Regions from separate parts of the Homo sapiens genome. Here region 2 is linked to region 1. Evidence: chromatin contacts called from ENCODE Hi-C or POLR2A ChIA-PET data. All regions are on one chromosome and are shown on one strand. Each heading gives the region's core, a stretch centred on a gene start or an enhancer-like site at or near the end of the contact. The rest is flanking DNA. Distances are from core to core; before and after follow the strand shown. Region 1 overlaps ZNF516 (zinc finger protein 516). Region 2 overlaps MBP (myelin basic protein).

Region 1 (4,232 bases), core at 225-2,724:
TACAGAACTGAGAGTGTACTGAAAGTGTGTTTGAAATGCACTCATTTTTCTGCTTTGCTAGAAAAAGTTTTTCTGCTTTTGAAGTTTTGGATCATGAATGTATATATATTCTCTATGTCATCTAATAATAATTTTACATTCAGCCTATAAACTGTAAGGGATTTGTTATTCCTATTTTTTGTAGATTAAAAAATTGTTTATTTTAGAAAAGAGATAATTGTGATATAATTCATTTAGGTAGATGTTATTTGTATTGTATATTAAACCTTAAACCTTTTTTTTCATAATTTGCTGCATTTTAGTTTTGCCAACCTCTCAATATAAACAAGTTTACAAAACCTAGAAACTCTTAACTTTGCTTAGGGTTGAGGAATACCTGGAGTGAAAACCCCAGACAAAGTTGATTTATTTCATACATCATTATTGTACTGGTAGAATAGCAACAAATGCCCTTCCTGTTGAAGAATGAATATTTTATTGAGATGATGGTTTTACATACCTCTCCTCTCCGCAGTCTTCATCGATGAATTTGTCACTCTCTTTATGAATCTGTCACTCTCTCATTTGTCCTGAAAATCTGAAATATAGTTGTTGGAGTAGAAGTTAGTACACTTTCTGCTCTCCACCAGAGTTTACAAAAACACTTTAAGTTAGGGGCTTTTCACTTAGGAGATCCATTCGTGGGAAAGATAACCTCCTTTTCCCTTCAGAATAGATCTGGAACAAAGTGTATTTCATCAGCTGTTTTTAAGTAGGTCATTTACATATAATAATTAAAAAATGGATAACAATACTGGTTCAGAAAAGCTGTTTCTCAGAAGGAAGAGTGAAGTAACTCAAAGCAAACCAAACTCCTTTAAGAAGATGCTTCTTAAAGCATCTTCTTAAAGGAGATGAGAATTAAATGCAGTGTAATGAGTTTGCATTCCTTCGTTTCAGCAGGTTTTTTTGTGTTGTTTGTGTCTTATTCCCATGCTATTGGGAATTACAGTGAGATAAAAAGGAACCCTTTACAGTGGGTCATTTTGTGAGTGCTTGAGAATGTGTGGGGTGGTTTGGAAGCCAAGTGGAAGGGAAAATGTAGGGGATTTAAAGTATAAAATTGCAAGAGAATCACATTTTGTTGGTGTATTTAAAAGTGCCACAAAGAAAGCACAAAAACCTGACCTTGTTTTTCCCCGGACAGAACGAATCTCGCCTTTTGTCCCATGTGTCTCAAGACTGCTGTCCAACTCAGTTTTGTCACATTTTCAAGGCTAAGGCAGAGTTAAATTGCTTCCTCATTGTGGGGCTGGGTCCCGTTCTTGGAGGTGACACTTCAGGTTACCTGTTACTCCTGCTTATGGATCTGATGTTCAGAGCAGCAAGTTTATTACTTTCACGGAGGGTCAGTTTTCGTGCTTGCTATATTAGTCACTGAAATGCTTCTTTTGATAGGTCAGATGATATTGAAACAAACTAGAATTCTGTTTCCTGTCTGACTTGTGGAATTGCAGTATCAGTGTTCAGAAAACTTACCAGACTTTTGAACGTAAGATCGACTAGCATTCAAGTAGAATTACAAAGTCCAAACGATATGACTCAGCTGGGATAAAAAGTGCTGTTTTATCTTTTTTCTGTTCCAGTGACTCAGCAAAAACAGTGCTTTGGACATACGGAAATGTAGGCAAACGAATATTTCTGCATAAAGGGAAAATGTAGACCTTTACTTTTAGGACGACTGTTTGTTAGTGGACCAGCCCAAAATTCTTTTCAGAGTTTTGCAAATCCACCTGAGTCTCCACAAGTGCAATTTCATCTGTGGGTTCTTCTCTTGAAAGTGATTTAAGCCTCCGTAGCAAGTCACCCCGCACCGGCATACATCTGGGGGGCTCAAGAGCTTAGGCTGTTTCTATCCAGTCATGTGAAATTTATAGTTGTTCAGTTGCCTACGGTTCACCTAGTCAGGTGGGACCTCAGTATTACAATAAATGAAGGTGTTCTGATTAAAACATCCCTTTCTTAGACAAACCATGACTGGTTTTGGAGGTTAGTGGAAAACTGACACAAAACTACAAGCTTACGTTTAATCGCTTGGCAGAATTTCTTTCATATTCATTTGACCACTGTTTAATATGCTTTAAGATGTCTGAAGTTGGAGCTTAGAATGTACACTGTGTCCTACTTTTAAATGAGAGGAATTCCAGTAGCTAAGACCAATCCTATTCCCTGTCCTGCAACTCCTGGATGTGGACACTTTTTTTGCTGGGAAGTGAATTGATCTGAATGTCATTCTTCCAGGGAATTAATATGAAGCTACCCATTTTAATTACTGAACCAGAATAAAACATTGACAACTGGCACTGAAGGCTTTACTCTTTGTTTATCTTGTATAAGGGGATCAAGATAGACAGAGACACTTTGCTTTTAAGACATATACGGTGATTTTTCACAAAATGGTGTGAACATTTAGCACCTTTCTTTTCATACTATAAAAGGAGATGATGGTTGTGGAACTCACTGCAGATAACTCATTACTTGGTTTTCCAGCCACAAATTTGTGTGGGTAATTTAGTTAGAGCCAAATACTTAGGGCAACATTCTCCTTGCCCAAATTAAACCATTTCTTTTCAGATAATAGTACAAAGTGCATAGTTTATACACGACAAAGTCTTCATCATCTTGGCCATCGAGATATTTACAGTCGAAAGAGGAAATTGCATTTTGAGGAAAAAGTGTGTGAGACGTTTCACAACATGAGAGTAAGTTTATTTTATGGAAGCTACTATTGAGCGCCTGCTCTATGCCAGTCACTGTATTAGGCATTTAAATACATTCGCTTGGTGAATGTAGTAAGATCTTTAAATATATACATTTTAAAGAATTTAAAATGGTACAATGTTCTGTGAGTTTTTCTGCAACTAATTTTTTTTTAATTTTGCGTAACATTTCAGTGTATTTGCTTTAAGGCATGTGTAGGGTGCTGTTGTGTGTACACACCCTCAGTGATTTCCAGATGCCCAGTGCCCAGTGTGGCCAGAGCATGGACCCACTGGCACAGATTTGGTCTGTGAGCAGCCAGCAGGAGGTGCCCGTGTGTGCCAGCTGGCTGCTGCCCTGTGGAGCCGCCTTTCTTTGTCCTGTCTCCTGTTGGACATTTGGGCTGCTATCAGCTTTCTCTTAGCGTGCAGGGAACTTTACTAATATACGAGTTTGTGCACTTGTGGGAATATTTCTCTAGGATAAGTTCCCCGAGGTGGAATTTTGGGGATGGAGGGGCATTTTAATTGACAGATACTGCCAAATTTACCAACAAAGATAAAGTACCATTTTACGTTCCCTGCAAAACTCAGTGCTTTCTCTTTGTCAGTGCTTGATATTATCAGTCGTTTAAGTCTTGGCCAACTTAATAGAGGAAAATACCATTGCATTTAAAAATCGTAAGTGATTATGAGGATTTCTTAATGTTTATTGCTCATTTTATCTCTCTTGTGAATCACCTGTTACTTCGTCACATTATCCAGTGAAGTTATTCATGATTTGTTGATTTATAAGAACATTTTGTTTATTGGGGATAATAGTCTTTTGCTGATGAGTTACAAATATCTCTTTGGGTAACTTGTTTTGTATCTTCCGTCACATATGTTTTCCAGATACAGAAACATTCAGGTAGCCTATATATGAGTTGTTTCTTAAAATGTGTGAAAGATTTCAGGTGTGGACTTGACTCATCTCTCACATTTGGGTAGGTGGAGGAGAGAGCTCTGGTTTCTTGCTTAAATATTGGTCTGTTTACTTTTTTTGTCCCTGAGTGAATTTTGGACAGTTAGATTTTATTAGAAAATTATATTTTTCATCCATATTAACAAGTGTATTAACCTAGAGTTTGAAAAACATTGTATGATTTTTTAAAATTTTCCTTCTGTCTGTGGTTATTAGACCTAATTCCTCCCAACCTCTTTTTTCTTCTTGATTAGGCCAGCTAGTTATTTATCTCATTCATTGGGGTTATCATAGAGCCAATTACTGATTTTGTGTATCAGTTTTACTGTAGTTTTTCTTATTTATTGTTACTCTTTAAAATTCAAATTTAAGGGTTTTATTATATTTTTGTTACTGGTTGAATTGAATATTTTTAATTATTGTAGCAAGTAATTGAATTTTATTTTAGCTTTCTTGTGTACCATAAATTTTGACACTGGTACTTTGAAGAGAGTTTGCAGTTTCACTTTGATTTCTTCTTTGTTTCAGGA
Region 2 (3,924 bases), core at 1,384-3,883, 650 kb before region 1:
AACGAATGTCCAATAGCTCCGGGACTATTAGTTGAAAAGGTGATCCTTCTTCCATTAAATTGCTTTTGCACCTTTGCTAAAAACCGTTTCCACTTATTGCTGTGGGTCTATTTCTGGGTTCTCTATTCTGTTCCATTAGTCTATATGTCAGTCTCTCTGCCAAGAGCACACTGTCTTGATTACTGTAGTTGCATAGTCAACTTTAATCAGGTGGAGTGACTTCCTTCCACTTTATTATTCTTTATAAAACTTATGTTAGCTATTGTAGGTTCTGGGCCTTTCCATATGAATTTTAGAATAGCGCGTTTATGGGTGCAAAAACCTTGCTGGGATTTTGATAGGAATTTCTTCAAATGTATAGATTAGGGAGAATTAATAGTTCTACTGTGTTGAGTTTTCCAATCCATGATCACAGGTTGTCTCTCTATGGGTAATTAGGTCTTCTTTAACTTCTTTCATCAATGTTTTATAAATTTCAGTGCACAGATTCTGAATCTGAAATTTCTTTACAGTGTACATAAGTGTTTTATTTTCTTTGGGGCATTTCTAAATGGCATTGTGTCTTAACTTCAGTTTCCACGTTTATTGTGGAGTAGGTAGAACTGTGAGTAATTTTTATGTGTCAGTCCACATTCTGCAACCTACTGAGCTGCCTTATTAGATCTAGGAGGATTTTTTTTGGTAGATTTCTTGGGATTGTCTATGTAGATCATCATGTTATCTGCAAATTGGATAGTTTTATTTCTTCTTTCCAATTTATATACTTTTTATTTCTTTTTCTTATCTTACCGTACTGGTTAGAATGTCCAGTGCTATATTCAATAAGAGTTGCAAGAACTTGCCTTATTCTGACCTAAAGGGCAAAGCACTGAGTTTTTACCACCAATTATGATGTAGCTATAGGATTTTTATGGATGTTCTTTATCAAGTCAATAGTCCATGTCTATTCATGAATGTGTGTTGTATTTTGTCAAATGTCTTTTCTGGGACAATTTATATGTTCATGAGATTTTTCTTCTTTGACTTCATGGTATGATGGATAGTTGATTGACTGACTCTCTAATGCTGACCCACCCTTGAGTATCTGATATATATTCCACTTAGCCATGTATATAACTTTTTTATGTGTTGCTAGATTCACTTTACTAATATTTTGTTGAGGACTTTTGCCTCTAAGTGTTTGTGAGATATTGATCTATAGTTCTCATTTTTTGTATAGTCTTTGCTAGTTTCAGTATCAGGATAACTGGCCTCATAAAATGAGTTAGAAAGTGTTCCCACTTGTTCTAACTTTTGGAAGAGATTGTATAAAATTGCCATAAATTTCTCCTTAACTGTTTTAGTAGAAATTTCCGGTGAAACCATGTGGGCCTGGGGATTTCTTTCTTGGGTATTTCCTTCCTTCTACTTTGTTTGTATATATTTAGCTCTTTTTTTTTTGGTTTCTTGAATTAGATCTTAGATTATTGATTTGAGACTTTTCCTGCTTTCTAATATAAGTATTTCAGGGTATGAATTCCCTCTCAGCACTACTGAACTAGGTGTACATATTTTATCGAGTAAAAGTTTTGATACAAAAAAAAAGGAGGGAAACACACTAATTCCCCATGAGTAGGGCTATAGATTTACGCTATGATTTACTTACAACAGTTAAACTACCCAGACTTTGTGTATCAACATGGACAAAATTCTAAATAACAGTGTTGAATGGAAACCAGCAAACTGCAAATGAATATATATAGTATTATTCTATTTCTTTAAAATTTTCAAATCCACAAAAGAACATGTGGTCATGATTACGTGGGATTATATGACATATAGAAGCCAGGTAATGTTATCTTCTAATCTCGGGGAGGGGAGGGAATTGGCTGTCTCTGCATGGTTTTATTTCTTAAAAATATTTTGAGATTTTATACAAATAACAGAATGTGTTACTTTTTTTGATGAAAAGGATAAGCCAGTTGTCTTGTAGATTATTATCTGTGCTTTTTAATATGTTCGAACTAATTAGTAATTTATATTAGCAATAAATAAACCAATGTAAAGTTTGGGGGGAAATGACACCAGCGATAATGAAGTGTTAGAGAGGAAGATTAGAAGGCCCCACAAAGGAATCTGAAAGCAGGTGTGGAGGTGAAATTACTGAAATTTGGTAAGAGCATGACAATGACAAGGAAGGCGAAGGAGAGGAAGAAGAAAGGGCAGGAGAGACAGTCTCCCTCCTCTTCGTTGTCATTTGTTCAAGTAATATAAGTGCAGAAAGGAAGGATAAAGAAATTGATCTAAAAAGAGAAGCGTGCAGAAACGGGCAGGAGCCGGGACCTCAGAGGAGTGGGCTGGATTCAGCACAGGCCTGGGGATTAACTAGGTGTTTGCAACCTCACTCTTGAGCCCATGACTTGAGGAAGAACCATGAGAATCTAGCTAAATCTGAAAAGATTTAAGGAACAAAATTTGTATGGGGATCCAGCCCTTTTTCCTTCTTGGCTGCCAGGATTTATAATGAGCTGGGCCTCTAAGAGCAGTCTAGCATGATTCAGACAGAGGCCAGCAAACCAGGGCCCCACTTCCTGTCACTCTGCAGGCGACCTGGCTCAGAAACTCTGGAGGTAAAGTGTGGCTGCCCGCTCAACAGCCTCAGGAAGTCCCCAAAGCCCTATCTCCTATCTCCTGTGGGTGGGCTCTCCCCCACTGGCCCCGAGGGAGACTTTGCTCCTTTCCTCTCCCATCCCCTCCGAACTCACCTGAGACAGGCACCCAGGCCAGTGCGGCCCCAGCTGCCCCGCGTCCAACCCCCACTTCCGGGGGTGCAGCTGGGGAAGGAGGTGCAGGCAGCGACCACAGCAGCTACTGAGCCCCAAGAAAGGAGGCCAGCACGGGGTGGGGGGTGGGAGGCGTGGTGGCCAGAAGAGTTATTCTAGCGATTTATGTTTACATCAATTCACTTCCTTTAAGAGTAAAGGGATTAATATTCAGCTCCCCAATTTTCCAAAGGTCAAGAAAGAAAATGAAGTTTTATTCATAGTAAGTGATTAACCAAATTACCTGTTTAATTTTACATTAGAGACCACATATACAATGTATAAAAAGGCAAGTAATAAAGAGGAGATAGAACATGGAAACAAAGGACCCAGAGGCAGAGATGAGGGGGAGGCAGGAGGCTGGAGAAAGGGAGGTTTCTCAGCAGTTCAGGGGACTGCTGGTGTTGCGGCCCGTCTTTTGGGGCATCTGGTGACACGGGATGCTCCCAGAGAGCCCTGCTCCTTCCAGGTAGGAAGGTGTGCCCATGCTGCCCTGCAGGCAAGAGCAAAATGCCCTGTGCTGGGAAGGGATGGAGCTCAGGGCAGCTCCACCCGCAGACTCCGTGCAGGTGCCCTAGGCTGCTTCCCGGCTGACCACCAACCCAGAGAGACAGAGAAATGCTCTACTCAGATCTGCTTTTCACCTGGAGCCTGATTAAGAAACCTAAAGCTCCAGAGGTCAATACACACGGAAAACAAAACAAAGCTACCTGGATCAGTTTAGAGTCCTAGCAGGGACAGAATTGCCTTGGTGGCTGGACGCCCAACTCCCAAGCCAAGCATCTGCCGTGGCCCCCTGACCTGCTCACCAGGAGAGGGGACAAGCTGGCTCCTGTGGTCTGCAGCCACCTGCACACATTACACTGAGAATTCAAATTAAATGCAGAGTCCTAGGCCCACCCTGGCATACCACCCCACAGTCTTGGGGTCGGGCCCAGGAATATGTATTTTAATGAGCTCCGGGTTAACTTAGGATTGCTGCTGTAAGTGAAGGAAGGAAACAGACCGTGAGTGCCTCGGTGTTTCCAGGTCGACACAGCTCATCTGAATAGACCCACACAAGCTCTCAAATGTGTGCTTTCATGTGATCAGGAAGTCCTTTCTGTTTCACTGATAAATTGAA

Evidence for each region. Hi-C counts contacts between places; a loop is a spot of excess contacts on that map. ChIA-PET counts read pairs that join two places held with the same protein, here RNA polymerase II (POLR2A).
Region 2: a map of GM12878 shows a loop between it and region 1 (2.0-fold over the local background). The contact joins two enhancer-like sites. A Hi-C loop is called at or near these places in 2 of 168 maps with a recorded cell type or tissue (GM12878 and ascending aorta). POLR2A ChIA-PET finds 5 or more read pairs at or near these places in 1 of 52 experiments (naive thymus-derived CD4-positive, alpha-beta T cell).

What each region holds. Positions count from the first base shown.
Region 1 is chr18:76,474,485-76,478,716 of GRCh38, reverse strand. All of the region lies in intron 1 of ZNF516 (zinc finger protein 516), which reads left to right. Among named protein-coding and RNA genes, the nearest start is that of ZNF516-AS1, 15 kb to the left of the region's middle. RefSeq lists an enhancer at 671-1,870. Within about 2 kb of position 1,474, at least 10 of the 41 ENCODE cell types and tissues checked have a DNase peak (open chromatin) inside an H3K27ac peak, as active enhancers do; they include GM12878, where a contact is called at or near this core.
Region 2 is chr18:77,123,405-77,127,328 of GRCh38, reverse strand. The region is part of intron 1 of MBP (myelin basic protein); the gene reads left to right. Among named protein-coding and RNA genes, the nearest start is that of MBP, 7.4 kb to the left of the region's middle. RefSeq lists enhancers at 2,453-2,562, 2,603-2,662, 3,041-3,924. Within about 2 kb of position 2,633, at least 10 of the 41 ENCODE cell types and tissues checked have a DNase peak (open chromatin) inside an H3K27ac peak, as active enhancers do; they include GM12878, where a contact is called at or near this core.